Linked DNA regions of Homo sapiens: region 1 is linked to region 2. The links are chromatin loops, found by intact Hi-C in ENCODE. Cell type or tissue: heart right ventricle. All regions are shown on one strand. Each heading gives the region's core, and the rest is flanking DNA. Links, peaks and the distances in the headings are about the cores only.

Evidence for each region. Hi-C counts contacts between places; a loop is a spot of excess contacts. Peaks named below come from ENCODE experiments on the same cell type or tissue, not always from the same donor. Only the 100,000 strongest peaks of a DNase experiment are listed, where the experiment ranks them.
Region 1: it touches region 2 in a loop (3-fold over the local background); 23 of 110 quality-filtered maps call a loop at or near these places.

Annotation. Positions count from the first base shown.
Region 1 is chr21:37,374,508-37,390,457 of GRCh38, forward strand. All of the region lies in intron 1 of DYRK1A (dual specificity tyrosine phosphorylation regulated kinase 1A), which reads left to right. Among named protein-coding and RNA genes, the nearest start is that of DYRK1A, 16 kb to the left of the region's middle. In heart right ventricle, for the core only: no CTCF peak of the experiment used is centred there; no DNase peak of the experiment used is centred there; H3K27ac peaks cover 2,579 bases.
Region 2 is chr21:37,453,950-37,469,899 of GRCh38, forward strand. The region is part of intron 2 of DYRK1A (dual specificity tyrosine phosphorylation regulated kinase 1A); the gene reads left to right. Among named protein-coding and RNA genes, the nearest start is that of KCNJ6-AS1, 57 kb to the right of the region's middle. RefSeq lists enhancers at 2,890-3,403, 3,404-3,915 and a silencer at 9,310-9,359. In heart right ventricle, for the core only: a CTCF peak has its summit at 9,345 (motif pointing right); no DNase peak of the experiment used is centred there; H3K4me3 peaks cover 537 bases; H3K27ac peaks cover 3,810 bases.

The DNA.
Region 1 (15,950 bases), core at 4,026-12,025, 80 kb before region 2:
GCTCAGATGCCTCTCTTTCTGTAGGTTTAGAGTGATGCTCTGGAATCTGCTTTCTTTTTTTTTGAGACAGAGTCTCGCTCTGTCGCCCAGGCTGGAGTACAGTGGTGCGATCTCGGTTTACTGCAAGCTCCGCCTCCTGGGTTCACGCCATTCTTGTGCCTCAGCCTCCCAAGTAGCTGGGACCACAGGCGCCTGTCACCACGCCTGGCTAATTTTTTTGTATTTTTAGTAGAGACGGGGTTTCACTGTGTTAGCCAGGATGGTCTCAATCTCCTGACCTCGTGATCCGCCTGCCTTGGCCTCCCAAAGTGCTGGGATTACAGGCTTGAGCCACTGGGCCTAGCTGGAATCTGTTTTCTTAAGGACTCCAGGTAATCCTGATGCAGTAGGAACATTTTGAGAAACACCAATAAAGTTCATTTCTCACATATTAGAGAAGGAAGTGGGTGCAGAGAAGCTGAGTGACTAATCAGTGCCTCAGAATAAGCAGGCCTGGGACTAGCATTGTTTTTCCTGACTCTTCGTTCTTTGTTCTTTCTACAGAAGAGGGAATAAAGGACAAGGTGTACAGAGTGCAGTGGGATTTTATAGGAATAGTTATCATCTTAAAGTAAGTATGTGGCTTTTAATGTGGGAGCTTATGTCTAGTGAATGGTTGGCCCAGTTGTCCTTTTTGCCCTATAGAAAAATAATGTGAATATTTAAATACTCAAGTGAATGTTTAAAGGTTAAGTGAATATTTAAAGGTGAAAAGCTGAAGGTTTTAAGTAAGGTTTTGTTAGTATCAGCACTATTGTGGGCAATGTATATACAGCATTAGAATAGATGTATAGGCAGCTACTTACTTGACATGATTAGAAGGAACAAAGGTAGTTCTTGTCCTCAAATTACTACTTTCCTTTTAGGTTGCTTGTAATTTTCACTGTTGGAATTCATTTCATTAGATTAAGATAAAATCTGGAATTCTCTAGTTTAAAATTTTAAAATTAGAATATTCCTAGAGGAATATTACTTTTTTTTTTTTTTTTTTTTTTTGAGATGGAGTTTCACTTTTGTCACCCAGGCTGGAGTGCAGTGGCACAATTTCGGCTCACTGCAACCTCCGCCTTCCGGGTTCCAGCAATTCTCCTGCCTCAGCCTCCCGAGTAGCTGGAATTACAGGTGCCTGTCACATACCCGACTAATTTTTTGTTATTTTTAGTAGAGACGGGATTTCACTATGTTGGTCAGACTGGTCTCCAACTCCTGACCTTGGCCTCCCGAAGTGTTGAGATTATAGGTGTGAGCCACCACACCCAGCCCTGGAGGAATATTCTTTACCTGTTATGAGGTTAACACTTTATTTGTATCAGTTATTATTATTAGATCTAGCCTGAAAACCCATAGCCCTAAATTGGAACAGGCATGCCTGTTTTTGCACCCAAAAGTTGCCTTTTGGCCCGCCAAGCCCCCCTCTTCCTATACCAATATAAACCTGAAACCGCAGGCCCCACAAGCAGACGAGGAGATGAAGAACAGAATGACAGAATGGCTTGGCAGAGAGAAGAGAGAGTCTGAGTGCTGGGAGGAGTTCCACTGGGAGTGGTCAAAGGGGAGAACAGCTGCTTAGTGCAGGTGTCAGTCCAGAAATCAGAATGATGCCTGCACTAAGAATGTTTTGGAAAGGAGGGAAGAACACAGTCCATGTGCCCTTTACTGAGAAAAATGAAGGGTATGTTTAGGCCAGGCGCAGTGGCTCATGCCTGTAATCGCAGCACTTTGGGAGGCCAAGGCGAGTGGATCACGAGGTCAGGAGTTCGAGACCAGCCTGGCTAAAATGGTGAAACCCCCATCTCTACTACAGATACAGAAATTAGCCAGGTGCAGTAGTGAGTGTCTGTAGTCCCAGGTACTTGGGAGGCAGAGGCAGGATAATTGTTGGAACCCTGGAAGCGGACGTTGCAGTGGGCTGAGATCGTGCCACTGCGACAGAGTGAGACTTCGTCTCAATTTTTTTTTTAAGGGTATGTTTAAGAAATATCACCTTGTGGTATGGTCATGGGAAGGTTCATGTGAGTATTCTCTGGTGGCCAGAGGTTGGTAGTGTTAGCTTGCTTCGATGGCTTCCTATCACTGAGAGTGTTGGTAATGGCACTGTGGGTAATTCTGCCTAGGACCCTGCGCTTGATTAACTACTGGACTAGAGGGAGTGTCCCTGTTTTCTTACTGTCTTATTTGTTAGGGCCCGTATTTGAGCAGTGTTATCAAACATATAAGGTACGGTTCTGATCATCTAGGATATTCTAGTTTTTAAAGAGATCCACAAGTAGTATATAGTTTAAAAAAACAAGCTCTGTGGAATGATAGCAGATCATTTCCCCCTTCTCATGTTCCATAATAATAACTGTTCAGTTTTTCCTACCAGAAATGTATGCATGTGTATATATACACACACAATTATATATATTATACTTTTAGTATGTATTGTGTTAGAAAACTATGTATGATTCCATTATTTTTAAGTGCATAGACAGGTGTGTGTGTGTGTATGTACACAGTGTCTGTGTATTTAAAATCCAAACCAAATGGGATCAGACATACTAAACACACAGTTTTGCAACTTAAGCTTTTTATTTATTTAGTTAGTTTTTGAGACGGAGTCTCGCTCTTTCCCCAAGGCTGGAGTGCAGTGGCGCAATCTCGGCTCACTGCAAGCTCCGCCTCCTGGGTTTACGCCATTCTCCTATCTCAGCCTCCCGAGTAGCTGGGACTACAGGCCCCTGCCACCACGCCCGGCTAATTTTTCGTATTTTTAGTAGAGATGGGGTTTCACCATGTTAGTCAGGGTGGTCTCCATCTCCTGACCTCGTGATCCGCTTACCTCGGCCTCCCAAAGTGCTGGGATTACAGGCTTGAGCCACCGTGCCCCGCATTTTTTTTTACTTGACCTATGTTAGAAATATTTCCATGTCAGCTCACAGAGCTCCCATTTTTTAAAATTTGGGACAGAGTCTCGCTGTCACTGAGGCTGAAGTGCAGTGGCATGATCATAGTTCACTGCAGCCTTGACCTCCTGGGTTCAAGCGATCCTCTCACCTTAGCCTCCTGAGTAGCTGAGATTATAGGTGTACACCACCACACCCAGCTAATTTTTAAATTTTTTGTTGAGACATAGTCTTGCTATGTTGCCTAGGCTGGTCTTGAACTCCTGGCCTCAGTGATCCTCCTGTCTTGTCCTCTCACAGTGCAGCTGTGAGACACTGCCCAGCCTCTATTGTTCTTAATGGTCGGAAAGTATTCTGTTCTATGGTTGTACCTCTGTTTAGTCAGACTGCATTAAAGGACATTTAAGTTCATATTTTTGCTCTTTTAAACAATGCTGGTGCGTACTTCCTTGCATGTATAGTTGTGTTCTGTGAGTATTGGCCATAGGATGTCTATTTATAAGGAAAGTGGCTGGTTCACCAGGTATATGGATATTTGAATATATGTTGCCATATTGTCTTCCAGAAAAGTAGCAGTAGTTTATGCTTTCACCAGCAGTGTCTGAGAGTGTATAGTTTCTCAAATCTCACCAACACTGTTGTTACCTTAGATTTTTGTGAATGTAATAGGTGAATAATGATGTCTAGTTGTTTGGATTTGCATTTCTTTAATTATGACTGAGTTTGAACACCTTAAGTTGTACTATAAGATTTTTATTTTAAATAACAAAATAATTCATTCTTCATCAGATGTATGTTATAGTTAAAGTATTTCCTGGGGGCCAGGCATGGTTTCTCACACCTGTAATCCCAGCAATTTGGGAGGCCGAGGTGGGCTGATCACCTGAGGTTGGGAGTTTGAGACGACCCTGACCGACATGGAGAAACCCTGTCTCTACTAAAAATACAAAATCAGCCGGGTGTGGTGGTACATGCCTGTAATCCCAGCTACTGGGGAGGCTGAGGCAGGAGAATTGCTTGAACCTGGGAGGCGGACGTGGTGGTGAGCCGGAGATCACGCCATTGCACTCCAGCCTGGGCAACAAGAGCGAAACTCCATCTCGAAAAACAAAACAAAAGTATTTTTTGGGTTCCCTTTATTTCGTTACTCTGTTGATTGAATAACTGATGTTTTGATAAATTGTAAATGCCTACAGAAAAGGGGGCTCTTGTTCTTCTTCAATTGAGTGAACATTTGCATGTCCTCTGTATGAGATATGAGTCGTGGTAGAAGCTTTTGATTATAAAAGTGAATAAGGTTTGGTTACATCTGCTTTTAATGTTGAGATAGGTGTGTCAATACAGGAAAACTTGAACACAGATAAGACCATGGCCGTTAACAGTTAGAGGGGTTGACATGTGGAGAGCTAGAAGAGCACAGGAAGTAAGACAATTATGGGGATTCGAGTGTGCATTGTGGAGATGGGACTGGGTCTCGATCTTGAAGAGTGGATGGATGGGCTTTTTATGGTGGAACCTGAGGACTTGACAGTCTATTGGAGGAAGTCATGTGGGCAATGGGTGGTGGTGGGAAATGAAGGTGACTTTGAAGAATGACAGAGTCATATCCCTGGAGCATCAGATGAGGGAGAGAGGGAGGGAGAGTGAGTTTGGTATGCTCAGGGAGTGAAGGGGACACTTGTGGACATGAGAGTGGGGTTGAGTCTTAATATTATAAAGATATGAATTTGGGGCGATTGAGGGTTTTTCAGCAGGGATTAGGACAGATCTGTGGGTTGGAGGGAGGTGACACTGTAAGAAGGAGGGTTTGGAAGGCAGGACCATTCTAGATGTAATGTATAGGCATGAGGGAATACGAAGAGGTGAAAAGTGGAAGACAGATGGGAAAACCTTAAAAATATTCTTAATTATACTTTAATTTCCAACAGACCAAAGTGAGTATTTCTGGATTCAAACAGCAACATGGCCAAGTTTTTGGAGATAGGAAAAAGAGTATTAAGCTTTGTTGGCAGTATACTAAAAGGTTCTAGGAATGCAGTGATTAGGTTTTAGTGGGACATGGAGAATATGTCCTACTGAGGACCTGAAGGAACTGTTGAGGAACTGAAGATAGAATTATTATTGTAGTTCAGACCTTACATTAGGGACAGGTGGAAATAATTTGCAGCACCATTAAATATGAGCTAAAAAATAGGGCAGTGGGAGAGGGCAATGTTTGAAGCTGTGAATCTGTAAAGGAAAAGGTTGTATCATAATTCATGGTTTGGAAAATGGAGAGTAGCTGAGCATGTGAGCAGTTTCATTTTTTCTGAGCATCTTAGTATTTGCCTGAAAAAAATCTCATATTCTCTTTATTTTTTCATGTATCCTAATTGGAAGACTGGTTATTTAAAAAGCATTTATCTTGTGGAGTGATAGAACTATTTATTGAGCACCTGCTGGTGCCAAATATAGAAAAACCTGGGGCCTGGGAATCAGTGCTGAAACAAAGGCCACTCCTGTCCCTGCTATCACGGATGTTACGTTCTGGCTGGGGGAATCTTTAATAGTTCTTGAGTAGGCCTAAGGACTTAGTCTAGAATAGATACAAATTAAATTTTCCTTAAAGCGAACATAGAGTCTATAAAATGGAATAATTTTTGATGTTGCTTTTTGAAGGTCAAAAAATTTTTGTTTCATTTTAGAGTCCTTTTAACAGTTAATTTTGACTTAAAAGTTTGTTTGGATAAAAATAGGACTCTAGCCCTTAAGACAAATACTGTCTGTTGAAAAATTTATTCTGATTTGGTTATTTTCCCTCGAAAAAAACAACTGTTACCACAGTGGTGTTTTTTACTTTATCTTTACATCAAATGTTCGTTATTGAGAGACATTGCTTCTGTGATATAAAAGATTGTTTTGTAAAAGTTTGTTGAAACAACAATGGTAAGATCCTATAGGATCTCATTGAGTATTTTACAGTTTAATTTTTTTTTTTTGTATTTCGTTGTTGTGGTTCTGTAGTACAATTTAAAACATCAGTAAAGCTAGGTAAATTTACCTAGGAATTGGCCTGAAGGCCCACAGTTACTCAGCAATATTAGAGACAGCTATGCAAAGGGAGAAGCCAGGCGTTTTAAGATTCACGGGAGACAGTTTGTAGGAAGGCTGTTTGCTGAATAAGACAAAGATACAGACATGCAAAGTAAAGGATGTGGGCCTATAGGGAAGGTCAAAGAATAAGGAAAGTTCACTTGAGTGAGCAGAAATGGAAGAGGGATTTAAGCAAATAGATGAACAAGAATTGTCTCTCCTAAAAAAAAAAAACCTACACAATTATTTGATGATTTATTATGACTTTTGGGGTAGAGACCACGCTAGTCACAGGATCTGCAAGCCCTGCCACCTGGATGATCTGGCTCCAGCTGGCTCACTGCCTCTTCTCACCAGTCTCTGGATCATGTGACTGTACCGGCTCCTAGTCTTTGCATATGCTGCTTCCTTGGCTTGGGATCATCACTTCTATCAGCTCTTCTATCCCTTCTATGCGCTCTTCGTTTTAAAAATCTCATGTGTCCTTGTACTCTTCCTTCATAACGCTTATTACAGTTGATAATTTTTTAGTGCTTATTTGATTAATGCCCTCCAGAGATGAGGACCAGTAGTGTTTTGCTCTCTCTTGCAATCTCAGTGGTTGGCAGGGTGCTTGGCACATAGTAAACACTAAATAAACATTTGTTGAATGAATCAGTGAACTACATGCTTTGGTCTTTACTAGTTGGTCTCAAGGACCAAAAACCTACAGTAGGAAGATGTTTGTTGGACTAAGAGATTAGCAGGAAATATGAGAGCTTTGAGGAAAAAGGAAAAGATGAAGTTTTTTAAAGATAGGATTAGAAAGTTCTATGTAGTCAGGAGAAAGAAAATTATTCGTGGAATAATTCAACAAATGCACATGAAATGCCTACTATGTATTGAGAATTAGATACTGGAAATGTGGAGTGGAAAGATTCTGTCTTCTGTATTAAAGGAGTGTATAATTGTAGTAGTTTACTGAAATGGGGACAGTCCTTAGTGGTTGTTTGGAGCAGGTGTAAGTTGTGGAGAGGGATCAGCCTGGATCAGGATATTCTTCACTCTTCTAGCCGACACAGTGAAGTTCATTCAGCAGTTATATCTGGAATGTAGCTCTGGCATTTGTAGTAGCTTTCAGGTGCATATCGAATATAAGTGCTATAGCCAGGTGTGGTGGTCCGCAGTCCAGCTACTCGGGAGCCTGAGGCAGGAGGATCGCTTGATTCTGGGAGGTTGAGGGTGCAGTGAGCTGTGTTTGTGCCAGTGTACTCCAGCCTGAGTGAGTACACTTTGAGTGATACCCTGACTCAAAAACAAAAACAACAACAAAAATCCCTGTAGCTTTGATTATTTGTTTAAAGACTGACAGAATAGTTCATTTGGATTCTTTTTGGCTTTAACTTCAAGTTTGGACAACAGAACAAGAATGAGGAAAAGTTTGTAGTATGGACAAGTTTTCAAAAGAATGAGTCGTGTAGTTAGAAAATTGAAGCTGTTGATCTTGTCAGCTGAATGAGCTTTCTTAAAGCTTATAAAGGGATATGTTTGAATATAGTTTTATAACCTTTTTCAGTGACTAATTTCTGTAGTAAATATTTGGAAAAGCAAATCATCACATAATTCCTGCAGGTCTCTTTGTGCCTGGCTCCATGCTAAGCTCTTGGGACATAATAGTGAATCAGATGGATATTCATGGTTCCTGCCCTCATGAAGCTTGCTTTCTTTTTTTTTTTAAAAAAAAAAATTAAATTTTTTTTTATAGTGATCTCACTTTTACGGGGATCTCACTTTGTTGCCCAGGCTGGTCCAAACTCCTGGGCTCAAGTGATCCTCCTGCCTCAGCCTCATGAAGCGTAAGCCACTGTGCCTAGCAGTTGAAGCTTTCAGTTAGTCAGAACTCCCTGGAGTGAGTGTAAAGGAAAACCTGGCTTGTGGATTGGGTGAGCAGTTGTATTGATTTACTTATTTATTTATAATTTCTTGAACTTAGTTTTGGTAGCACCGTTTTAAACTACTTTAAACTACTTGTTGCTTTATTTCTGGTAACATAGGGAGTGTGGGATCACACTTACTTTACCAAGGTAAAATAAAAACTTGGATCTTCAACCTTTTGGCAGATTATTTTCTAAAAAAGGTATTCTTGTAAATCTGAGTTTCTCCTCTTAAAAAGCAAGCTACTATTTAGTAACAGTAACAATAGCTACTATTAATCAGTTACCTGCAGCAGACCAGCCACTGGCCTACTGAATGAATAACTATTTATTATTAGTTATTTTAATATACCTAGAAAGTGATTGGTATTATCCGTGTTTACCTCCAGATAATAAAAAGCCTAAACAGTTAAGTGCCGTAAAGTTGAACATTTAGAGAAAAAGAAGAGTTTCTGTAACCCATTAACTGAAGAAATAGATAAAAGTTCTGGCATGCTGGGATTGATACCTTGTGTTATTGGTTCATTAGTTTTTTTGGATTATAAACAAGATAATCTAACACCTTTCTGTGTTTGGGGAAGTCTTTATCTTAGGAGTCTTTGTGAGAGGGAGAGCGATCTCCACCATTAAGAAAGCTAATTGTTCACTTTCCCCACCGCTTTTGCAGTTAGGATGCAATCCTGTGGCCTCCATGACTGGCAGTGCTTGCCTACCTCAGAGGCCAGTGATCTGCAGAGGCAGGCGGTATGTAGAATCTGTATTCTCTAGTCAAGGAGGGATGGGGATGGGATAGCAGCTTATCTTTTCCATAGGCAGCAGTGACTGAGATTCCAGTTGCAACACTTAGTGCCTGGTGTTGGTATCAGTATAAGTTGCAGTGACTGAGTCTCATTTGGTCTTCACTGGACCATATCTGTGGTTTGAATTTTGGATGTTCTTAACTATGTAGCTTTCCAGCCTGGTCCCCATGGGGTTTTCTGTGAGTTGCCTAATACACTTTAATAACTTCCTTTCAGCTTAAACAAAGCCAGAGCCAGTTTCTTTGTTTGCAACTAAGAACCTTTACTTGGAAGATGCTAATTAAGACAATAGATAATTCCAAGGAACTCTCCTGGGTCAGGTTTACCTGCATGTAGATTAGAATTTACTGAGAAGAGTTCACAGCATATATTAAGTGAAATACTTAGAAACCTGTTTATTGATTTAATTAGTTTGCTGAATTTGAGTGCCTCTTCTTGGCTGCGATATGTTTTAGGTGTTAAGGATACAGGAGTGACAAGATTGACAAGGTCCCTGCACTCACAGAGCTTATGTTCCATTGTAAGATGTAGAGTAAACAAGAAAGCAAATAACATAATTACAAAAAGTGATAAATGCCATGAAAAAAATAAAGATGGGGTGATGTGATAGGTAATGGTGTATGTGTGTGTGTGTGTGTGTGTGTAGTTGTATCTTAGTGTAAAACATTTAAACTTCAGTGTCAGGAATCATGGCTTCTGCTTTTGACTATTCTGAATTTGCCTTCCTACTGTAAACATCTAGAAAACTGGACAAAACACAGGGAAGAACTGTTTTCAGATATCAGATAATAGGTAGCACAGAACTGTGATCCCTGACAGATGGGAACCAAGTGAGATGAGCCCTGTGATGGCCAGTTTTCTGCTTGAAGGCACTTTTCACACCTCAGTGCAGGAAGGGGATCCCAGATAAAGCCACGTGGCCCCACTAAGTTGAGAAAACAAAGATTGGAGTTAGGGGTAACCAAGGGTGGTTGTCATTTGAGGAGCAGAGTTCCAGAGAGGAGGGAGCTATACTGAGAAAGAGTTCTTATACATCTACTTAGTGGTCCCCTTAAATGTTTGATTGTACATGTATAAGGTGAAGTTTCACAAAAGAACAGTTTCTGGGGGAGCTGTAAGCAGAAAAAATCTCAGAGTTTACAGAGGGCTGAGAATTATTTGAGTACCTTGTAACCAGAGTGGAAATGCAGGATTCATTGAGACCCCAGAAGAGTTATGTCTTGGTAGTGGGGCTAAACTAGTCCTGAAGTAAAGACTCCTAGCTTTGCCTGAAAAAAGCTTAAAAGCAAGCCTTCAAAGAAGCAAACTAATCTGAAACTAATGTAATTGCCTGTTACTACAGTGCCCAACATTCTTTAAAGGAATATAACAGATCCCAATATTAATCATGTAAAATGTCCAGCATGCAATCAAAGATTACTAAATGTGTAAAGAAGCAGGTTAACATGACTCATAATTAGGAGATCAAGCAGTTGAAACCTAGAACTCACACAGATGTTAGGGTTGACAGACAAGGATATTAAAACAGTTATTGTATTTCATATGTTCTGAAAGTTTGGCAGAAACGTGGAAGGTATACAAAAGACCCAGATCAAACTTTTAGCAGCAAAAATTATAATATGTGATATGAAAAATATACTGGGTTGCATTAATGGTATTTTAGACATTTAGAAGGAAAGATTAGTGAACTTGAAGACACAGAAGAGAAAACTCAGTCAATAGAAATAGTAATGACAGGTAATAGAATTAGCAGACAAGGTTGTTAAAGTGGCTGTCATAAAATGCAGGATCAGATTGTGGTTAATGTTGACATCTTGGACGTGAGGTTTGCTTAAGAACAATTGTGACAAGCAGAAGTTGGCTTCATATATACATCTACATGAAGTTAGAGTAGTTGAAAATCAGTATTTGAGCAGAGCAGGGACTATGGTAGAAGAACTTTATTATGTAGCAGTATGTTTATCTCTTGCTAAATGACAATATCACCACAGAGTTAGTAGCTTAAAATATACACTTCCATTTATTATCTCAGTTTCTGTGGGTCAGATGTCTGAGCACAGTTTAGCTGAGTCCACTGCTTTAGGGTCTTAGAAGGCTGTAAAGATGTTGGCTGAGGCTGTGGTCTCATTTGAGACTTAACCACAGAAAGATCTCTTCTAAGCTCATATGGTTGTTGGCAGGATTCTGTTCTTTGTACGCTGTCAATCAGCAAACATTTGCCATCAGTTTCTTGCCATGTGGTCCTTTCTGACACACCCACTTACTTTTGCAAAGCCAGTAAAAGAGTCACCTTGCAAGAGGTGTACATCTTAACGTGTCATAACCATGGACATGCCATGCCATTACCTTTGTTGTATTCTCTTGCTTAAAAACAAGTCACAGGTACTGCCCACACTCGGGGAATGGTGTGCACAGGATGTGAACACTAGGAGGTGGGTCATGGGAGCCTCCATCAAAGTTCTCTGAGCTTTTCTTTCTTATCGCTTCATGACTTGTTTCACCGGAATTTTAGAGCTATTAGGCTTTATTGCTTTAAGAAAGCACTTTTAGTATTACCATACCATGTTCTTCTAGTTAATGGAGAAATTAGTCTGAAAGATTTTCCCTCTGTTTCTGCTCTTCTTCCCTAAAATTTGCTCTGCAAACCATTCCTCCTTCAGATGGTATGAAGGAAATAAGCCTGGGGAAAATTACCTTCTTGGAGATTGACAGCTCACATTAGCATATTGTAGGAAACCTTCTTTGCACCCGTTAACATAGTTAGGGCAATCTTTATTAAGCTTGCCCTGAGCACTTTATAAACGTACACATACCACTAGCCAGTAAGGTACTGTTTTCATTTAACCTATGATGAAACAAGCTTAGAGGTGAACTAATTTTCCCATTTTAAATGGGAAGTGGTTGATAGGGTAGGATTCAAACCAGGCCTTAGTTTCCACTCTTAGATTTTATTCTGTATTCCTTCTATATTATGGTGAGTTGTATAATTATTTCACTATATATTAATATTAAAAGGTAATACTAATAGAAATAAAGTGCACAATAAATGTAGTGCGCTTGAATCATCCCAAAACCATCTCTCCACCCCCAACCCCCACCCTGTCCTTTGAAAAATTGTCTTCCACGAAACTGGTCCCCGGTGCCAAAAAGGTCAGAGACCGCTGCTGTAGAGCAATACTTGTCAGACTTTCTCACGTCGGGGCCTTCATGGACGAAATTGAAGACACCGTTTTGGGTATTCTGAGGGTTTTAGGGGATCTTTGCACATCTAAAACATCTGTGGTGCTGTGTGCCACACACAACAGTTGGCAAGCTCTGCCCTATAGGTAATCACTTTTTCCTCAGTTCTTTTAGCTGCTTCTTCAATTTACCTGTCTATTCTAAACAATGTGCTTGTTTTATCAGGATGCTTTTGGATGCAGCTATTGAACCTGACCCATACTGGCTTAAAATAAGAGGACTTAACTCACAATTGGAATTCCAGGGACAGGCTCAGGGGCTAATTGATTTGGTAGCACAGTGATGTCTTCAGGGCCCCAGGTTTTCTCATTTCCCCCTTTAGTCACTGGCAGGCTCTATCCTCAGATTAATCAGATGGTTGCGGCAGTGTCAGGAGTTGGATTCAGATGCAACAGTGCCCATGGGAAGAAGGGAAGATTATTTTTCTTGTAGCTGGATAAGAATGTGGTACCTTGGCCTAGGAACACGCCCTGGATTCAGGAAAGACTCACTAGAAAGGGAAATGGGATTACACTTAGACCAGTTAGGCTCACTCCTGGCACTGGGCACGCTCTCCTTGAGCACATGTCTAAATGGACGTGGGTCCCTTGGCACTGGGCATGCTTTCCTTGAGCACATGCCTAAATGGAGGTGGGTGTGCAAGTGGGTTCTGAACAAAATTAGCTTCTGTTACAAAGAAAGAAAGGGAATTTGGAGGCCGGGTAGGCAACCCTGTCCCTATTTTTGTATTTGCCTTAAGATTTAATACATTATTTGTTGATTTTATTTAAGGTCGATGCCTATTTAACATTAAGCCACCTATCACACTTTTTTCTTCCAGCTCCTGATTATAGTTATATAATCTTTTTTGGTAAAATCAATATTCCATGCTTAATTATGACTAAGTTTTGTTCACCATAAACCAGATTGTGTACTATGATTACATTTTCCACCTTGTATAATCTTGTTTTTCTAAGAGTTAGTAATTGTATTTCCATTCGCTTTGTTTTCTAGTACTTGTAAGTTTTCTCATTCTTTTTAGTAGCCACTCAATGTAGTTTTTGGTATAATAAAAAATATCCGACAGTTGTTTTTGTTCCCTCTTAAGAACCATCTTATAGAGCCTCAATCAAACTGCTCCTCTATGAAATTCTTGCTCTCTGGACCTAATAGGATCCCTTTTGCATATTTTCCAGCATGGTTGGATCTCCTGTTTCCTGGCTTTCTGGCCATTATCGTTTCTGTTTTTATCCTTCGTTTTACTGGAGGACATCTTTCAATACTTCCTGAGAAAAGGGTACATGGGAGGCTAATTTTTTGAGATACGGTCAGAAAATACCTTTAATCTGCTTTCATTTTTAAAAGTTTTGACTGGGTATAGAAATGGAGTTGGAATGTAATTTTTACTGAGAATTCTGTATATGTGGCTTCATGGCCTTCTAGCTTCATACAGCAGATACAGTTTGAATTTTGGATTTCGTTAAAAAGAAAACACAACACTATGGAAAAGGTAGAAAATATAATGAGCTCCTTGTACTCATCATTCAAATTCAACATGTGTTAACTCATGACCTCTTTATAAATGTCTGTGTTTTTATCTCTCCCTCTTCCCTTCATGACCTCCTTATAAATTTCTGTGTTTTTATCTGTCCCTCTTCCCTTTGATTTTTTTTTTTTTTTTTTTTTTACTCTTGCCCAGGCTGGAGTGCAGTGGTCATGGCATACAGCAGTTTCGACCTCCCTGGGCTCAGGTGATGCCACCTCAGCCTCCCAAATAGCTGGGACTATAGGCACATACCACCTTGCCTGACTAATTTTTCTGTATTTTGTAGAGACGGGGGTCTTGCCATGTTGCCCAGGCTGGTCTCAAAACTCTGGGCTCAAGCAGTCCACCCACCTTGGCTTCTCAAAGTGTTGAGATTACAGGCATGAGCCACCAGCCTGACCCTGCCTCTTTTGCATTTGTAAAAGCAAACCTAGATGTATAATTTCACTTTTGAAAATTTTAATGTGTATCTGTAAAAGATAAGGATGCTGTAGCACCAATTCCTTTGTCATACCTTTAAAAGGTTAACAGTGAGTCTTCCAGTATCCAGTAAGAATTCACATTGCCTTGTTTGCCTCATCAATATTTTTTTTAACAGTTTATTTTAATCAGGATCTAAGCAAGGACCAGAAATTGCCTTGTTTGACAAATCTTTTGAGTTCTTTTTTCTCCATTTTTTTTTTTTCGGAGTCTCGCTCTGTCGCCCAGGCTGGAGTGTAGTGGGGTGATCTCGGCTCACTGCAAGCTCTGCCTCCTGGGTTTATGCCATTCTCCTGCCTCAGCCTCCCGAGTAGCTGAGACTACAGGTGCCCACCATCATGCCCGGCTAATTTTTTGTATTTTTAGTAGAGACGGGGTTTCACTGTGTTAGCCAGGTTGGTCTCCATCTCCTGACCTCGTGATCCACCAGCCTCGGCCTCCCAAAGTGCAGGGATTACAGGTGTGAGCCACTGCGCCCAGCCAAAAAAGTTTGTACTATATTATTTTTTTGAGGTGGAATCTCATTCACTCTGTTGCCCAGGCTGGAGTGCAGTGGCCAAAAAAAAGCTTTTAAATTAAAAAAAAAAATTTTTTTTTTAAGAGATGGAGTCTTATTGTGTTGTCCAGGCTGGTCTTGAACTCCTGGGCTCAAGTGATCCTTCTACCTTAGCCTCCCAAAGTGTTGAGATTACAGGCATGAGCCACCACTACTTGGCCTTACTTTTCTCTCTCTCTCTTTTTTTAAAAAAGTATATATATATATAAACAAATACATACTGCAGTCTTGACCTCCCTGGGCTCAGGTGATTTTCCCACCTCAGCCTCCTGAGTAGCTGGGAATATAGGCGTACACCACCATGCCCGACTAATTTTTTAGTATTTTTGGTAGAGGCGGGGTCTCATTGTGTTGCCCAGGCTGGTCTTGAACTTCTGGGCTCAAGCAGTCTGCCCGCCTTGGCCTCTCAAAGTGCTTGGAATACAGGTGTGAGCTACTGTGCTGCCTTAAAAGAATATTTCTGATTCGAGGTTGGTTGAACTTATGGATATATGGAGGACTGGTTTTTTTTGTTTGTTTTTTGTTTTCCATCATAGCGTTGTCTCAGTTTCCTCTGGATTCCTGTTTCTCTGCTTGTTTTGGTTTCTTTCCTTGATGTTGGCAGCTTTCCTCAAATATTTGGCCATCCTTGGGCATGTGGCTTGTATTTAGGAGTAAGGCATAAAGCTGATGAGAGCTCTTTGCGAGGGTGAGGCTTGTTCGCTGGAGGCTTAGTAGGCGGATTGGTGGACCCATGAATATGAGTATCCCTAAGGTTTTATGGCAGTGCTCTTGGGTCTCAGGTTGGGGTTGTGAATCCCATGCTGGTGTTCTGCAGGCAGAACTGTGGAAGAAGGGCTGGCATGCACAGTTCTGTCTAAACACTTTTGCTCACTTCTGTAGTATTTACTTATGTATTTTGTTTTTTGTTTTTTTTTTTTTTTAGAGACAGGGTGTTGCTCACTTGCCTGGGATGGAATGCAGTGGCACAATCACAACTCACTGCAGCCTGGAACTCCTGGGCTCAAGTGATCCTCCTGCCTCAGCCTCCCAAAGTTCTAGGCTTGCAGTTGTGAGCCACTGTGCTCAGCCTTCACTTTTGTTTTCAGTCCTGTGCCTCAAACCTATTTTCTGTTGTGCTTGATACCTGTCAGTACCAAGTCTCCATATTCACTGGTCCCCAGAGAATATGTCTTTGATGTCTTTGGAGCTAGGATAGTTGCCATCCTGGATGGGGTTTGGGCCGCAATTTTGGGGTCTTATTACCTTTATTTATTTTTCTTGACAATAACTGAGAAAACTTGCAGGTATGGTACAAATAGCTTATTTTCTACACCATTTAAACGTTGTTGGCATGAAGTCCATTATTTGAAAACTGTAGTGCATTTTTCCTACAAACAAGGGCATTCTCTTACATAACAGCAATACAGCCATCAAAGTAGCAGTTTAACATGGAGACAT
Region 2 (15,950 bases), core at 4,738-12,737:
ATTTGGAGTTGTATAAATTATATATTTTGCAGTCAATATAAAATAAGGTTATTTTCCCCACTGTTGTCCCTCAGTCTTTACATACTTGAGTCCTCAATCTCCTACATTGTCTTTCATATTATGAGATGTAGTCTCCTTTTTTTTTTTTTTTTTTTTTTTTTGAGACAAGGTCTCACTGTGTTGCCCAGGCTGTAGTGCAGTAGTGTGATCACAGCTCACTGCAGCCTCGACCTCCTGGGCTCAAACGATTCTCCTACCTCAGCCTGCCAAATAGCTGGGACTATAGGCGTGCGCTACCATGCCTGGCTGATTTTTAACGTTTTTGTAGAGATGGGATCTCTCTGTGTTGCTCAGGTTGGTCTTTTAACTCCTGGGCTCAAACCATCCTTCTGCCTCGGCCTCCCAAAGTGCCGGATTGTAAGTGTAAGCCACCGTACCTGATCTCCATTACTTTGAGTAACAAAGTCTTATTTGAGGTTGACACATAGACATGGAGCAACCTCTGTCAATAGTAGTTTTGGATGCTTATGGAGGTCACTTGATGGAATGAGTCTAAAAAGTGAAGCAATGAAATGTAACAGATTTTTTAGGTTATGACCTCACATTTTCAGGTAATGATATTCTAAATCTTTCAAAAAATCATTTTAAAAAGTATTGTTGTAAGTGAAAATAATTAATGTACCTATTGGGTTAATGGAAAACACCACCTTTCTGATGTTAAAAAATTTTATCTCATTGTTACTTGAGATAAAATATCCAGTTATAGTATTTTACAGGGATTCAGTAAGTGTTGTATCTAAAACAACTTAGAAGTTAAGATTATGTGCTGCGGAAAACCAGATGACTTAAAGAGGATTTAATGACGACAAAGATGCTGATGTTAAAGATGGAGTAGGCTTTCCACTATATTGAGAAGGGCACCTTATCCAGACAGATTTTAATAAGTGAGATTGGTCTTATCTCTTTGCTTTTGGGACAGCTTTATATTCCTGAGTGTGCTGTGCTCAGCCAGATGTGATAATGTCAAAGCCGGTAGTGATTGTAGAGATGGTTATTCAGGGGTGGTCACCTTTTTTTTTTTTTTTTTTTCGTGCCCCAGCATACTTGAGCAGGTTAGGTTACATTCTGGCAAAAAACAGGCTCCCAGGACAATTCTTGGGAGATGGGGGAGGGAGAGAGTGGTGTATATATTTTGAAGAGGTCTTAACTACACAGTGATTCTACCCCTGTGTGTGAGGGCCTGGGCTCTTTGGACAGATGACATGTTTTTTCCAGTGTTATGGAGTTAACCTTAGAGCTGGGACCAGAACCCTGGACTTGCTCCTTGTGCCAGTTTTAATTTTCTCAGCCACACCCTTTTCTTTCCTTTTATTTTGTACCCTTTTTTCTTACTATTTTCAATAGAATTTTAAATGTCATATGTTTAATAAGATGGAAACTGCTGATATAAATCAAGAAGCAGTCTTTAAATTTTAAATAATGGTACATTTATGGAGACATTATCAACTAATTTAATTTCTTTTTCTGACTTTTTAAGTCACCTCTTTTTTCCAAGTCACCATGGCTTGGAACCGCTGAGTCATTCTTGAATCCAGCTGTCTCTTATCTGTCGTCCGTATTGAAACAGGTTTTGAAGTCCTGTCAGTCTGCTCTCAGAGTGTCTCTTCATGCATCTCCTTCCTTTCTTTTGCTGACAATTCCCTCCTTAAGGGCTCTCACCGTCCCGTGCTTGGGCTGGTGCAGTAAGCAACTGATAGATCTCTATTTGTGGTTCCTCCTGGTTCCAGTCCACCTTACACATTCGTTCTATCATTTAGCATTTGCCATTTGCCAGGTACCATTTTAAACATTAACTCTTTACTGTTCTTAGTACCTTGAGGTTTAAGTACTGTTATAAACCCATTCTGCAGATGGAAAGGGAGGTATGGATTTAATTGATTTGCCCAAAGCGACACAGAAGTTGGTAGCTAGCTAGTAAATGGCAAAATTGAATCCAGACTCCTTATGGTGTTAATTGCTATAGCTAAAGATGAAACTGGAGTTGTGCCACTCCTTGCACACTTTTATCTGTCACCCTCTTAGGCTGTTTTAGAAAATCCCATGTTTTAGCTTGCCATTCTGTTGACCCAGCCTGCCTTTCTAGCCTTAACTTACCCCTCTGTCTATATTCTATTTTCCAGCCAAATATGAGGTGACGTTTAAGCTGCTACTTGAAAGAGAAGTGGGAGTTAGGCAGAGCAGTAGGGGAATCATGTTTGGGGAAGAGTGAAGAGTGTACTTGAGAGAGTGTGGAGGTGCCTTGGAGGAGCTGGAGCCCAGAGGTGCCCCATGAGAACAACACAGGAGGCTGCAGGTGGAGGTGGGTGCCTGATTGTAGAATGCTTTCTAGTTGTCTTCCACAGGACATTTTTGGGAGCTATTCACAAGATTCATGGCTACCGTGCTCTAAAATTTGATGTGAAGTTCATTTTTCCTGGACTTCTTACTTAATTCCTCTGTCTTTTGGCCCAGCCACCCCTTTGCCAGTTTACACGGGTGATGAGCAGGCTGTTTGGAAAGAACGTCCTCGAGCAGGGTGCTGTTTCCTAACCCTGCGTCTTTTTCCCCTCTGAGATCAGTTTATCTTTATTCACTTGCAGGTGTTCAACAATCTTGTCTTTTATGGGGAATTTCTAATGTGTCTTGAGCACTTTCCCACCCTCCTATCTTGGAGGCATGGTTCAGAGTGGAAAAGGGCGCGGGCCCACCTACCTCTGGCCTTCCCACCTCAGCCACCATGCTTAGGGCCGTGGTGGAGTGCTTGACCTCTTTGTGTGTACAATGCAATACATGCTGGAATAATGCCACCTTATGCATAGGGCTTTTGTGGGTGTAAGGGCATACCGGAACAAGTTGGCATAGAATAAGAGTTCAGTGAATGTTGTCACTACTTTTTATTACTTTTTAATTGTGAAAAACTCACAGATTCTGTAATAAAGGGTCATAGAAACCTGCTTTATCCATACTATCATTACTGAGAATACTTTCTGGTTTGGAAAATTTGCTTGAGAGGTAAAAAGAAAATTTACTTACTTACTTACTTACTTACTTATTTATTTATTTATTTATTTATTTATTTATTTATTTATTTATTTAGTAGAGACAGAATCTCGCTCTGTTGCTCAGGCTGGAGTGCAGTAGCACGATCCTGGCTCACTGCAAACTGACTCCTGGGTTCAGGTGACTCTTGTCTCAGACTCCGGAGTAGCTGGGACTACAAATGCATGCCACCACACCTGGCTAATTTTTGTATCCCCCCCGCAAGACAGAGTCTCACTCTGTTGCCCAGACTGGAGTGCAGGGGCACGGACTCGGCTCACTGCAACCTCCACCTCCCGGGTTCAAGCTATTCTCCTGCCTCAGCCTCCCTAGCTGAGACCACAGGCGTGTACCACCATGATCGCCTAATTGTGTGTGTGTGTGTGTTTAGTAGAGGTGGGGTTTCGCCATGTTGACCAGTCTGGTCTCGAACTCCTCGCCTCAAGTGATCCGCCTGCCTCAGCCTCCCAAAGTGCTGGGATTACAGGCATGTGCCACCGCGGCTGGCCTTTTGTGTTTAACTTTTAAAGCGTCTCTGGTCAGATGAATATTTTGCCTTTTGGGTATTTTTAAATGGAAAATTTATGTAAATAATCAGTGTTTTAATTAGAATCACAAAGCCAAATGATTGCCTCATTGGATAATTTTAAGTATTATGCTGCAATTCAATATAGGTACCAAGTACTTAACTAGACTTAAAAATATCTTGTATGTTTAACAGCTGTTTAGCTAGAACTAAAAAAGAGCAAGTCCTCTATGTGTATGCTTCTCCCCTTTTCTCCCTGGGATGGGAGAAGGAAAAAGTTAATTTTTTTCCCCCTTGACTGCTGTTGCTGTGCCTGCTTTAGAAGAAGACAGAGGTAAAGATCAGGGAAGGCAACTTTGTTTCCAAAGAAACATTATGTGCCTGAAACTTAGTAACACCTTCAGACACTTCTTAAAATGGCTTGGTTATGGCATAGCTGAAGGTCTGAGGCTGTGGTAGGTAACCTTCTGCCTGTGTTGTATTCCTGGCCGCCTCTGTGTGTTCTGACCCTGCTCCTCTAGAGAGGAAAGCAGCTAAGCAGGCACCTTTCAACTTTTGAATGGCTTCATAGTATTACAGCATTTAGATGTGTTGTGCCATTCCCCCTCTTTTTGTACTTACGGGTTTCTTGGAAGACAGCTGTAATATGCCTGTAGGCACGCTAGACAAAGTTATGGTCAAGGGGGCGGTAGGGGAGGGCATCTGGGTAATTTACTGTGTGTGTGTGTGTGTGTGTGTGTGTGTGTGTGTGTGTACATATACATATGTATTATATTTTAAAAATTTTACATAACTAGTATTTCACTATCTTTTTGATTTTGAAAAAAATGAACTAAGTTGAACTTTAACCACCATTTATTAAAACATTTCTTTTAAGCTCTAAACAGAGGCTCCAGATCGTCTTTGAGGCACATTTCCTGTCCCCTGGCAACTCTGTGTGTAACGTTTCAAACCCAAGGCATTGTACAAGGGAGAGGAGTACTTTGGGTTTACATGGTTGAGGGTGATGATGAATCCTCTTATTTCATGTGTAAGAAGACCGGGTTATTTGTTGCCATGCCCCACACTGATGCTGGGGCCAAGGCAAGCAAAAGGGGACGCCTAAGTCCTAGCCTAATGTCTGTCTTCTGTAGAGCAAGCTGAACTTTCAAAGGTATTTCTCGTTTTACCTGTTTTGTAAATGAATATGCTAACTTTGCACGCCGCAGAGGAATGTGAGATATAGAGAGCAGGCCGAGGTCCATGGGGCTTCATAAAGGGCATTTTGAGCAGCTGGAGGCTTGTGGTTACCATGTCCAGGCTCTTCCCCTGCTCTCCTTAACTATCCTACAGATGCCTCTGACCTGGGAGGAAGGAAGAGAAGCCCTCATCTCCTGACTGAGAGTGGGAAGTGGCAGTCACTGAATGTGCTTGCCGTGTGACATTACTGCATGTCAGGCTGGCAGTTCACTGTTTTGTGTGTGGAGGACTGTTTCTGATGCTCTCTGCTATTTGCTAAGCCATAAATAAGGATATACCGTCTGACAACTACTATAATAGTATGAAGGACAGCTTTGAAATCAAGACGTCTGATAACCTTAAGCTGTGGTCACTGTCATTTTTCTCTTGAAAGATCCTGGACTCTCAGGATCTGGCTTACCATCTTTGATGGACAATCATTTTATTAGCTTGCTTGAAAGAATTAGTTCCTCTGTTATAATCACTGTAGTGTCAGTTGGAATGACTTGAGCCATTTTTGTAAAACTTGTGAAATCTTTATGTATTTATGAAAGTTAAACTTACTGAAGGCTGAATGACTGCAGTGAAAGTATGAATCCTTTAATTAAATAAGTGGTTAGCATTTATATAAGCAGTCTAATTAGGACCCCAAATATTTGTTCATTTTCTTTAGGGCTACTAACCTGGATGCCCGATGGAGTAATCATCACTGTCCTGTGTAGATCTTGTAGATTTTTGAAAGTACTTTCTGTCTCACAGTGGTGGTAGATTTTGTTTATTTAATTATTTAGGGGGCATGTTTTCAGTTTAGCCTGATTAGTTACCTGCTGAATAAATAATGTTATTCTAATACCCTGCTAGGAAGAAATTTATGTAATTGAAATTCTGATTTCTATGTAACGTTCTGTTTTCGTATTGAGACATGATACTGCCTGACAGGGCTGCTTCAGCAGCTGTCATCTGGTTTGTTGTTTCTTGTGTTGTTATATGGATTCTGCTAGCCTAAAAGGCATTCTTCTCTGTGTCTCTGCAGGGCTGTCCAGTGAGTCATCTAAAATTAAACTTTGATCAGAAATAAGTTTCGTTTTTTTCCCGCAAAGGACTGGAGTGAGTGGGCTTGAGAATACTTGTATGCAAATTAAAAATATATATATTCATAAATATTTGGGAGCATTAGGTCAAGTGCCAATTAAGTCAGGAAGGATCCTGCAGCCATAGTCATGAAGATAAACTTTTTAAATTGCATTTGCTCAAACTTAAACATGTTTGTGAGTATTTTGTATAAGCGACCATTATTTCAGTTGCTATGTTAGATTTGTTGCTTTCTTTAGCATGGATTTTTTTTTTTTGGTAAAGTGTTAGTTTTTAATGTTTCAAAAGATTTTTTTTGCAGTCATTTAAAATCAATTGTCAGTTAATACCTAAAATTCGGCAGATTGTATGTTTTATTTATTGCAACATGTTGAGAATCTTTTGTTTCCTGTTGACATTTTAAAAATCTCCTAATGGCAGATTGATTTGTCTGTGCTCTTTTTGTATTATTAAGTCAGGCAGCAGATACTTAGAGAGCTTCTGCTGTTTTAAGCCATGGGGAGGCAGTAGCGAACAAAAGGGGTGGGGGAGTCTTGCGGCGTTCACATCTCAGAAATGTTACTGCGCTATGAGGGAGACTTTGGCCTCTAATCCACTGTTAGCCACTAGCCTCCAGTCAAAGTTAGAGAACCACCGGTCTTCATTCTTTTCATTAAGTGGTTGGACTTGTCTAAAAAGGTTTAATTTCACCTCCAGACTTTGTCTTGAGACATTGCGTGTCTTTGTTTACCTGTCTTTTGTTTCCAAACGTCCCTACGCTCATTCCTAGATTTAATTAAGGGCTCAAAGACTGCTCAATACCTTGTTTTGTACTAAGTAGGGAAGAATTTTAATTTAAATAGGTTTCATTACTGATTATTAATTTAAAATTTATGGGCACTACAAGAAAAACTATTTCTCTACCTGGAATTTTCATGACTGCCAATAACTTAGTACTAGGTGGTATTATCTGCTTTATTCATTCTTATTATTTAAAATATTTTATAACTTTAGGATATTAAAGAAAATATAAATTTACCCATATTATATGTTATCCTCTGTACAATATGATAATTTATGGAATCCAGCAGCTATATGTTGGATTACTATTTTAATCTTTTCTGTCTTCCAGATGGTATTACCAAAAATAAATCCTTGGCCTCCTATTTCAGCTGTAAGAATTTGGCTTACCTTTTGTAATCAAGAGTGGTAAGGGCCCTTTTACTGTAGGGTTAAGTAAGATTTTCTGTTATTTAGTTGTTGAGGATAGTACAGTTCCTAAAAAATGATACGTGCTTGTTAAATACAGAATGAATGAAAAGCACACATCTGCATATTAGTCTTAAAGTTTTAAGATGATTATTTTTGATTTTCAAATATAGGTAGTATTTCATTTTATTTAAGTTATACATTTATTTAAATTATCTAAGTTATAATAAAATGGCAAAACCACAACTACTTTTACACCAACCGAATACTTACATTTATTTCTCCTGTCCTTTGTGCTGTGATTGTTTTATTTATATGTAATAAACTCCACAATGTTATTTTTGCTTTGAACAGTCAGTTGGCTTTCAAAAATATTAAGAAAAAATGTCTTTTATATTTATCTACATACATATTTACATTTCTGGTGCTCTTTATTCCTTTGTGTGAATCTCAGTTTCTGTCTGGAATCATTTTCCTTCTGTGAACTTGTGTGAACATTTTTTGAGGGCGGATCTACTGTTGACAAATTCTTTCACTTTCATGGGTCTGAAAAAGTATTTTGCCTTCGTTTTTGAAGGGTGTTCTCACCGGATATAGATTTGTAGGTTAAAGGTCTTTTTTATTTTCATCATTTAAAGATGTTTTATTTTCTTCTGGCGGTGCACATGGTTTCTGGTGAGAAAGTGGTGACTCCCCTATATGGAAACAGGTGTTTTTGTCTCTGGCTGCTTTTACAATTTTTTTCTTCATCATTGGTTTTCAGCAGTTTGGTTGAGTTGCCTCAGTGTGATTTTTGTGTGACTTTTTCCTTTTTTTTTTTTTTTTAAACTTGTTTTCAGTTTGGTTAATTTATATTGCTTTGTTTTTCCATTCACTTATCTTTTCTTCTGCGGTGTCTGAACTGCTATTAGGTCCGTTCAGTGAATTTTTCATTTGAGTTATTTTGTTTCTCATTTTTAGAATTTCCATTTAGTTCCTTTTCGTAGATTCTATTTCTCTATTAAGATTCACTATTCCCTTATTTTGTCCATGTTTTCCTTTATATTTTAAAACATTCATAATAGTGGTTTTGGTCTGCTAACTTCACTCTTTCTGTCATTTCTGAGTCTTAAATGGATTTTTTCCTCCCGAATACAGACCACATTTTCTTGCTTCTTGCTGTGCCTAGTGAATTGGGCTGGCTATGGGGATGAGGAATGCTGGCCCGTGAGTGTTTGGATTTTGTTGTTCTCTTTAAAGAGTGTTGAATGTCGTCCTGGCAGGCTGTTAATTCACTTGCAGACCATCTTGATCCTTTGAGGTTTGTTTCAGTCTCTGTTAGAACAGGGGCCAGCCTTTACTGTAGGGCTGGATTAGCCCTAGCCCTAAATGTGGATTTTCTGGGGTCTCTGTTGAATGTCTGTGGGTTTCTCCACTGTAGCCTGTTTGAACACTCAATGTCTTACAGTCTTGTGTGAATTTTAGTAGTTATTCAGTTCACAGTTCCCTGGTAGTTGTTCTGTGCCTGGCTTCATGGTCCTTCTCCCAGTGCTTGTGCAGCTTAGCATTTGGCCAAAGAGTCAAGGAGAACCCTATGTACGGATTGATGGAGCTCCTTCTCTTTTTGTTACCTGCTGCACAAATTCCAGCCAATTCAGTGGCCTTGAACTCTTCCTTCTGTCTCTGCAGCACAGTGAGATTGCTGTGTTCTGTTTGGGCTCCCCCTTCCTATATTGTACCCTGGAAAGTGCCTCTAGATAGGAAACCAGGGGGATTGTAGGGCTCACCAAGAGTGATTTCTTTTTTCAGTCATCACGATTCTGCACTGCCTGTTGTCCAGTGTTTGAAAACGGTTATTTCGTATGTTTTGACTAGTTCTTTAGTTGTTTATGATGAATGAGGGAGTCTGGTACCAGGTACTCTACAAAGGTCATAAGTGGAAATCTGATAATACAAATTCCTAAGGGTAACATGTTTTTATCCATAACCCATTGTTACTAACAATTTTAATATATAGATTCAGTTAATCTTTCATGCTGAAAAACCTGAGATTTTATTTACGTCTTATATGAGCAATTTCATTGTGTTTCTAGATAATTGAGTATGCTCTTTTGGCTAGTGGGTTGACAAGCTTGTGTGTGCATGTGTGTGTGTGTGTGTTTAATGTTGGCACGTGTGTGTGTGTGTGTGTGTGTGTGTGTGTATCCTGTAGTAACACATATTGGCCACTAGAGGGTAATAAGAAAGCAGTTCATTTGTTCTTATTGGCTCACTGTTACTAAATAGTCCTTATCATTAGACTTTTTGCATAGTCACAGTCATTGCTTACTTTCACTTTAATATATATTTATTTAACACCTTCTGTGGAGCCAGGCACTGCACTGTGTGCTTGGGATATAAAAATGAGTAAGAGCAGTTGACTGAGCAATAGCTGTAGCCTGTGCTATAAGACTTTTCTCTGCTTTTGATTCAAGAACCCCTCATTTAAAAAATACTACATTCATCCTTACCTCCCGTGCAGTCCCCTCCCTCCCTCTCTCAATGATTTCTTCACAGTCTAAATATTCCTGATGGATTCAGTTCATTCCTTTATTGCACAGATATTTATTGAATGCAGGCCATGTGCCAGGCACTGTTCTTGGTGCTGATGATAAAATCGTGAACAAAGCTTACTCATGGACTTTCGTTCACTTACCCTCTTAATCATGTGCCTTTATTTCCGGCCATCATTAGAGGTGCAATTCATTTTGGATGTGCCTTGTTGCTAGGGACCTCGTGGGTTTTTGCCCACATAAGCTTGGTTGCCCTCCTCATTTCTTAGTGGATTCTGTCTTAGAACCTCAGCCTCATAAGTTTCCACATTTAGATGCTATAGTTTTAATTAAATTATTTTCATTTACTTTTTGTTCTTTAATATTGTTCTTTGATTTAACTGTTTCTCTTTAAAATCTACTATCAATTAATACTGTCACAGGAATGGTCCCCTGTTAACACATTACTAACAAAGAAATTCAGGTTAGGTAAGAATAACATTCAGATCTACAAGTAGAGCTACGTGTGGGTTATGTATCAGAGATGATGGCTTCTGATACTTGTTATTTTTACTTTTTTGTTTTTAAACTTAGGGTCTTTTCTCATGCTTTTTGTATTTGCTGTTTCCTCTGTGTTTACCACTATCTTTTTGAATCTTATGTCCCAGTCTTTGAGATGTGTTGTTTATGAAATATTTCTCTGTAGAATCAGTGCTGATCCATACTGGTAATATGGTCTCTAGTTATTATAGTTCCTTGCTAGAACATAGTAACGTGGCTGAAGTAAGAAAGCTGCTTCATTTTTCTTTTAGTAAAATATTGAATTTTTCCCAAGTTTAGCAAAGTTACAGAAACATGCTCATGGTAAAAATGATCCATACAGTTCAGAAGCACGTAAAGACAGAACTCCACATGCATGATTTTCTCCAACATGCTTTCCATACTGTTTGACAGCAGTTGAAAATACTTTGGAACTGCACTCCAAATGATGATTTTAGATAGCTTTGAATTATTTGTTAAGTTCATCATTAAATTATAACATTATCTGATGTTAAAACATGTATTGTGATACATTCTTAAGCTAAGATATTATTATACTGAGTTGAATAAAGATTATATAATACGGTAGATAGTAGGTTGAACCATATGAAATTACTGTTTTTGTAAGCCAAGGGTAGTCAGAAATCTATCAGCAGTTTCATATGGTTCCGCATAATACTTTATATGATCATCCCTGTTACAGGATGAACTGAGTCATTTTTTCCATTAACATTTGCATTAAAATTTTAGGAAGATAGAAACTTAAGAGTAAAAACATGGGTAATTTGCTTAATTATGAAATCAGGTTAACTAGAAATACGCATATTAGTTTTGTCCCCTTGGAATCTTATCATAGGAAAGGAATGAATGAATGGATAACTTAAATACTTTTTGGTGTTGCAGGAGGAAATTAAACTTAGGTTTATTCTGAATTTCATACACAGCAGTCGAGTTAAGAAAGGAGACAATGAGCATGTGGCAAGCACACCTCGTTTATATACCATGTTTACCAGCAGTCCTCCTGTACTGGTGGCTTAATCTTTCTTCACTTTCACTAAATAACTGATAATGTCACTAACTAGTTATGATAGGTGTTATAATACATAGCTAAAAAGGTACCAGAAGTGAAAAAGTTTTTTCTTGCCAATTCACATTCAGATCATCCACAGCAAATTCCAAAAAGAACATCAGATTCTTTGTCACCTAGCATATCACCGTTATGCATGGGAATGTGTATTATTCTCCCTAAAAAAAGTTTCAACTTTATAACTAGAAAAGTAAATCTATTGGGGAAAAAAAACCCTCTAGTGTATTGTTTAGATAGACTATAACTTATTTTTGGATTATCCACTACTTGAATTAGTTGGAGAACAGCTTTCTTTTATTAAGGTGACCAATGCTTTTCAAAATAGTATTGGCATCATCTGATGACTTGTTAGAAATGTTGACCCTTGGCCAGGCATGGTGGCTCATGCCTGTAATCCTAGCACTTTGGGAGGCCAAAGTGAGTGGATCACCTGAGGTCAGGAGTTCAAGACCAGCCTGGCCAACATGGTGAAACTCTGTCTCTACTAAAAATACAAAAATTAGCTATGGGTGGTGGCGGGTGCCTGTAATCCCAGCTAGTTGGGAGGCTGAGGCAGGAGAATTGCTTGACCCTAGGAGACAAAGGTGGCAGTGAGCCAAGAGTGCACCACTGCCCTCCAGCCTGGGTAACAGCGCAAGACTCTGTCTCAGAAAAAAAAAAGGAAATGTTGACTTTCAAGCTCTACTGAATCAGAACCGTCATTTTTAAAAAGATTGAAAAACAATTTGCAGGCACATTAAAGTCCAAGAAGTGCTGTTACAGATTATGAATGGCATTGTCACCTCCGCAAGACAGTGCTGATGCAGCCCCTCAGTAAGTGCTTGTTGAATTTAATGCATATAATTCACTCAATCTAGATTCAAAAAATGAAACAAGTATTTCAGGAGGGTAGTGATAACAGCAGTAATCAAGGGAACTACCTGTTTCTTTGTAATTCTTTCATAGCTATCTGGATGTCACAGAATTACCCATCTTTCCTTCCAGATGCATCTTTCAGTCTGATTCTATCCATGCTGGATGGTCATTTGGATGTCTTGTGAATACAGTAGATATACACACATATGTGTATGGATGAGAGAGCAACAGAATTAAAACAGAAATCAACATAGTGGATGAGTTTAGGGAGTAATTAGATTTTGATTAGTCAAGGATGCATAATCTTTTGTAATATTGTAATATATAAGGTAACTAAAAAATAAAAATATGGGGAGATGATATAAAAAATTCCAGCAAAAGATAAGAAAGGAAAAGGAACATAAAACAGTTGGAACAAATAGATTGTTAGTGTTCATTTATAGATACAGCTCAACCACATACTCTTTACAAGAGATAAACCTAAAATACAAGGAAACAGAAGAAGGTAAAGGTAAAAAGATGGACAAAAGACATACCATACAAAAATTGATGCAGAGAAGGCTTGGTGTAGTCAGACTGATAACAGATAAAGCAAAAAGCTTTACTAGAAATAAAGAGGGCAGTTTATGATGATAAAAGGTATTATTCATCAGGAAGGCATAACAACCCTGAATTTGTATTATCCAGTATAACACTTTAAGTAGGAGATTTTTAATACATTGTTGTTGGTAACTGATAGAACAAGATGAGACCAAAATTTAAAAAAAAATACCTATATAAGACAGCATACTTAATAAAATTAAACCTTTGATGAGGCGGACCATGAAGAAAGAGAAGACCTCATTAACCAATGTTGAGGTGAAGAGGATATCACAAAAGCTTATGAGAAGATATTATAAAAACTTGATGTCAGTCCATTTGAAATTTAGATGAAGTTATACTATTAGAAAACTACAACTTAACAGACACAGCAGAAAATAGAAAATCTGAATAGTCCTATTAAACATGATCCTTAGTGGAAAGAGCTACCCACTAGTTTTGAAGTCTTTGGGATTTACAAAAGAAAAAAAAAAAAAAACAAAACAAAAAAACGGAAACTATCCACAAGCAAAACTCCTGGTCCAGAAGGTTTCACCAGTGAATCTACCACACACGCATAAAATCATGACCAAATCGCATTCCAGAAATGGAAAATCTTTTTTTGTTTGTTTTCACAGGATCTTGCCCTGGGCTAGAGTGCAAGTGGTGCAATCATGGCTCACTGCACCCTCCTCCTCCTGGGCCCAGGTGATCCTCTAACCTCAGCCTCCTGAGTAACTGGGACCATAGGCATGTGCCACCACACCCTACTAATGTTTTAATTTTTTTGTAGAGATGGGGTCTCACTATGTTGTCTAGGCTGGTCTCAAACTCCTGGGCTCAAGTGATTTTCCCACCTTGGCCTCCAGATTGCTGGGATTACTGGTGGGAACCACCATGCTTGGCTCAAGGAAAGTCGTTTATCATTTCAAAAATCAATCAGCGTCATTCACCACATCAACAGAGTAAATCAGAAAGGTCATCTCATTTCAGTAGATACAGAAAGAGCATTTAATAAAAGTCAGCATCTATTCATGAGGAAAAGGTCTTAGAAAACTAGCAGTAGAAGGAAACTTTGTTAATCTGGGAATAGTATCTGTTAAAAACCTGCAGCAACCATAATACTGGAGAAATGTTGAAAGCTTTCTTTCTAAGAAAGCTGTATTTCCAAGATTGAGAATATGTGAGAGTAGTGTCTGTTACCTCCTTTTTAAATCATCACTGTACTAAAGGTCCCAGCAAGTAGAATAAGGCAAGGGAAAGAATAAGGATTGGAAAAGAAAAATAAAATTGTTCAGATGCTCACTAGCCACATGTGGCTATTTGCTACATTACTGATACAGGTAAATCCATCATTGCGGAAAATTCTGTTGGGCACCACCATTCTATAGAGATCAATGCAATTTCAATTTCAACATCCCAACATGGATTTGTTTTGGTGGATTTGATGAGGTGAATCAGGAACTTACATGGAATAGCCAAACTTACTTACTTTTTTTTTCTTTTAGAGGTAAGGTCTCTGTTACCCAGGCTGGAGCACATACAGTGGCACAATCATAACTCACTGCAGCCTTGAAATCTTGGGCTCAGGCAGTCCTCCCACCCGAGCCTCCTGAGTAATTGGAACTACAGGTGTGCGTCACCATGCCTGGCTTTTTTTTTTTCTTACAGAGATGAGGTGGTGGTGTGTTTCCCAGGCTGGTCTCAGACTCTCGGGCTCAAGTGATTCCCGCCTTGGCCTCCCAAAGCCCTGCAATTACAGGCATGAGCCCCTGCGCCTGGCCTGCCAAAACATTCTTGAAGAAGAACAGAATTTCCTGTTGGATCTTAAAATTTTTAAAGCTATTGTAATTTAGGTAGTGTCCAGTTCTTGAACAGAGACCTAGGTAGGTAAGTCTGTATCCAGTAGAACAGAATAGGCAGTCCAAAACTAGATCCAAGCATAAAGGGAAATGTGATTTATGATAAGGATGGGGTTACAGAGCAGTGGAGAATGTTTGTCTTTTAAATAATTGGTTAAGGATCAATTGGATGTTAATTTGGAGGGGGAAATGAAACTTGATTCCTATTTTACACAGAAGTCAAATGCAAATGGATTTTGCATTTAGATGTGAGAGAGAAAGCCCAGTGTTTAGAAGGTAATAGATTTTTTTCATGACTTTGATATAAGGAAAAATTTCTTAGATTCCAAAAGTATAGTACTAATTGTAAAGCAAAAGTTGATAAAATTAAGAACTTTTATTCATCAAAGTATACCATTAAGAGGGTGACAAGGCAAGCTGCCTGTAACCAATAGGGGCTCGATCATATTCAGAATATGGATTTTTAAAAATCCTAGAAATTTGTAAGAAATGGGCTTACAATTCAGTAGAAAAAATAGAAAAGCAACCTGAATGTACATTTCACGATGTGATGTATAAGTGGCCAATAGACATGCAAAAATGCTCAGAGTAACTAGGAAAATGCAAATTAAAAACCACATTGGAGTACCACAGCACAAATACACTTAGCATAATGGCTGAAATTAGACTGATGATTGCATGCCATAGTGAAGGAGTGGAGCGTGAGAATTTTTCATAAACTGCTAGTGGATAAATTGATTGGAACAAAAAAAGACCAGAAAAACAACAGGACAGCATCTCTGTGTATACCAAACGATGCATAACAAGAAGCTTACAAGTGGCAGTGTTCATAGTAGCCCCAAACTGGAAATAATCCAGGTGTCGGTCAGTAGTAGAATGGATAAATTATCATTTGTCCATATTGTTGTAAAGCAAGGTAATGGACAAACTGCAGTTTATAGGCATAAGATGAAGTAAACAATTCTACTCTATTACATTAGTTTGTACTTGCCCTGCTATAAATAAATACCTGAGACTGGGCAATTTATAAAGAAAGGAGGTTTAGTTGGCTCATGGTTCTTTCTTCAGGCTGTACAGGAAGCATGAAAGCCTCTGGGGAGGCTTCAGGAAGACTTTCAATCATGGCAGAAGGCGTTGGAGAAGCAGGCATGTCTTACATGGCCTGCAAAGTCAGGCAAAAGGGGGAGGTGCCACACAGTTTTAAACAGCCTTTTTTCGTGAGAACTCTTATCACGAGGATAGCACTAGGGGGGATGGTGCTAAACCATTAGAAACCACCCTCCTAATCCAATAACCTCCTACCGGGGCCCTCCTCCAATATTGGGGATTACAGTTCGACATGAGAATTAGGCAGGGACACAGATCCAAACTGTATCACCTGCTTATATGAAAACATCACGCCTGTAATCCCAGCA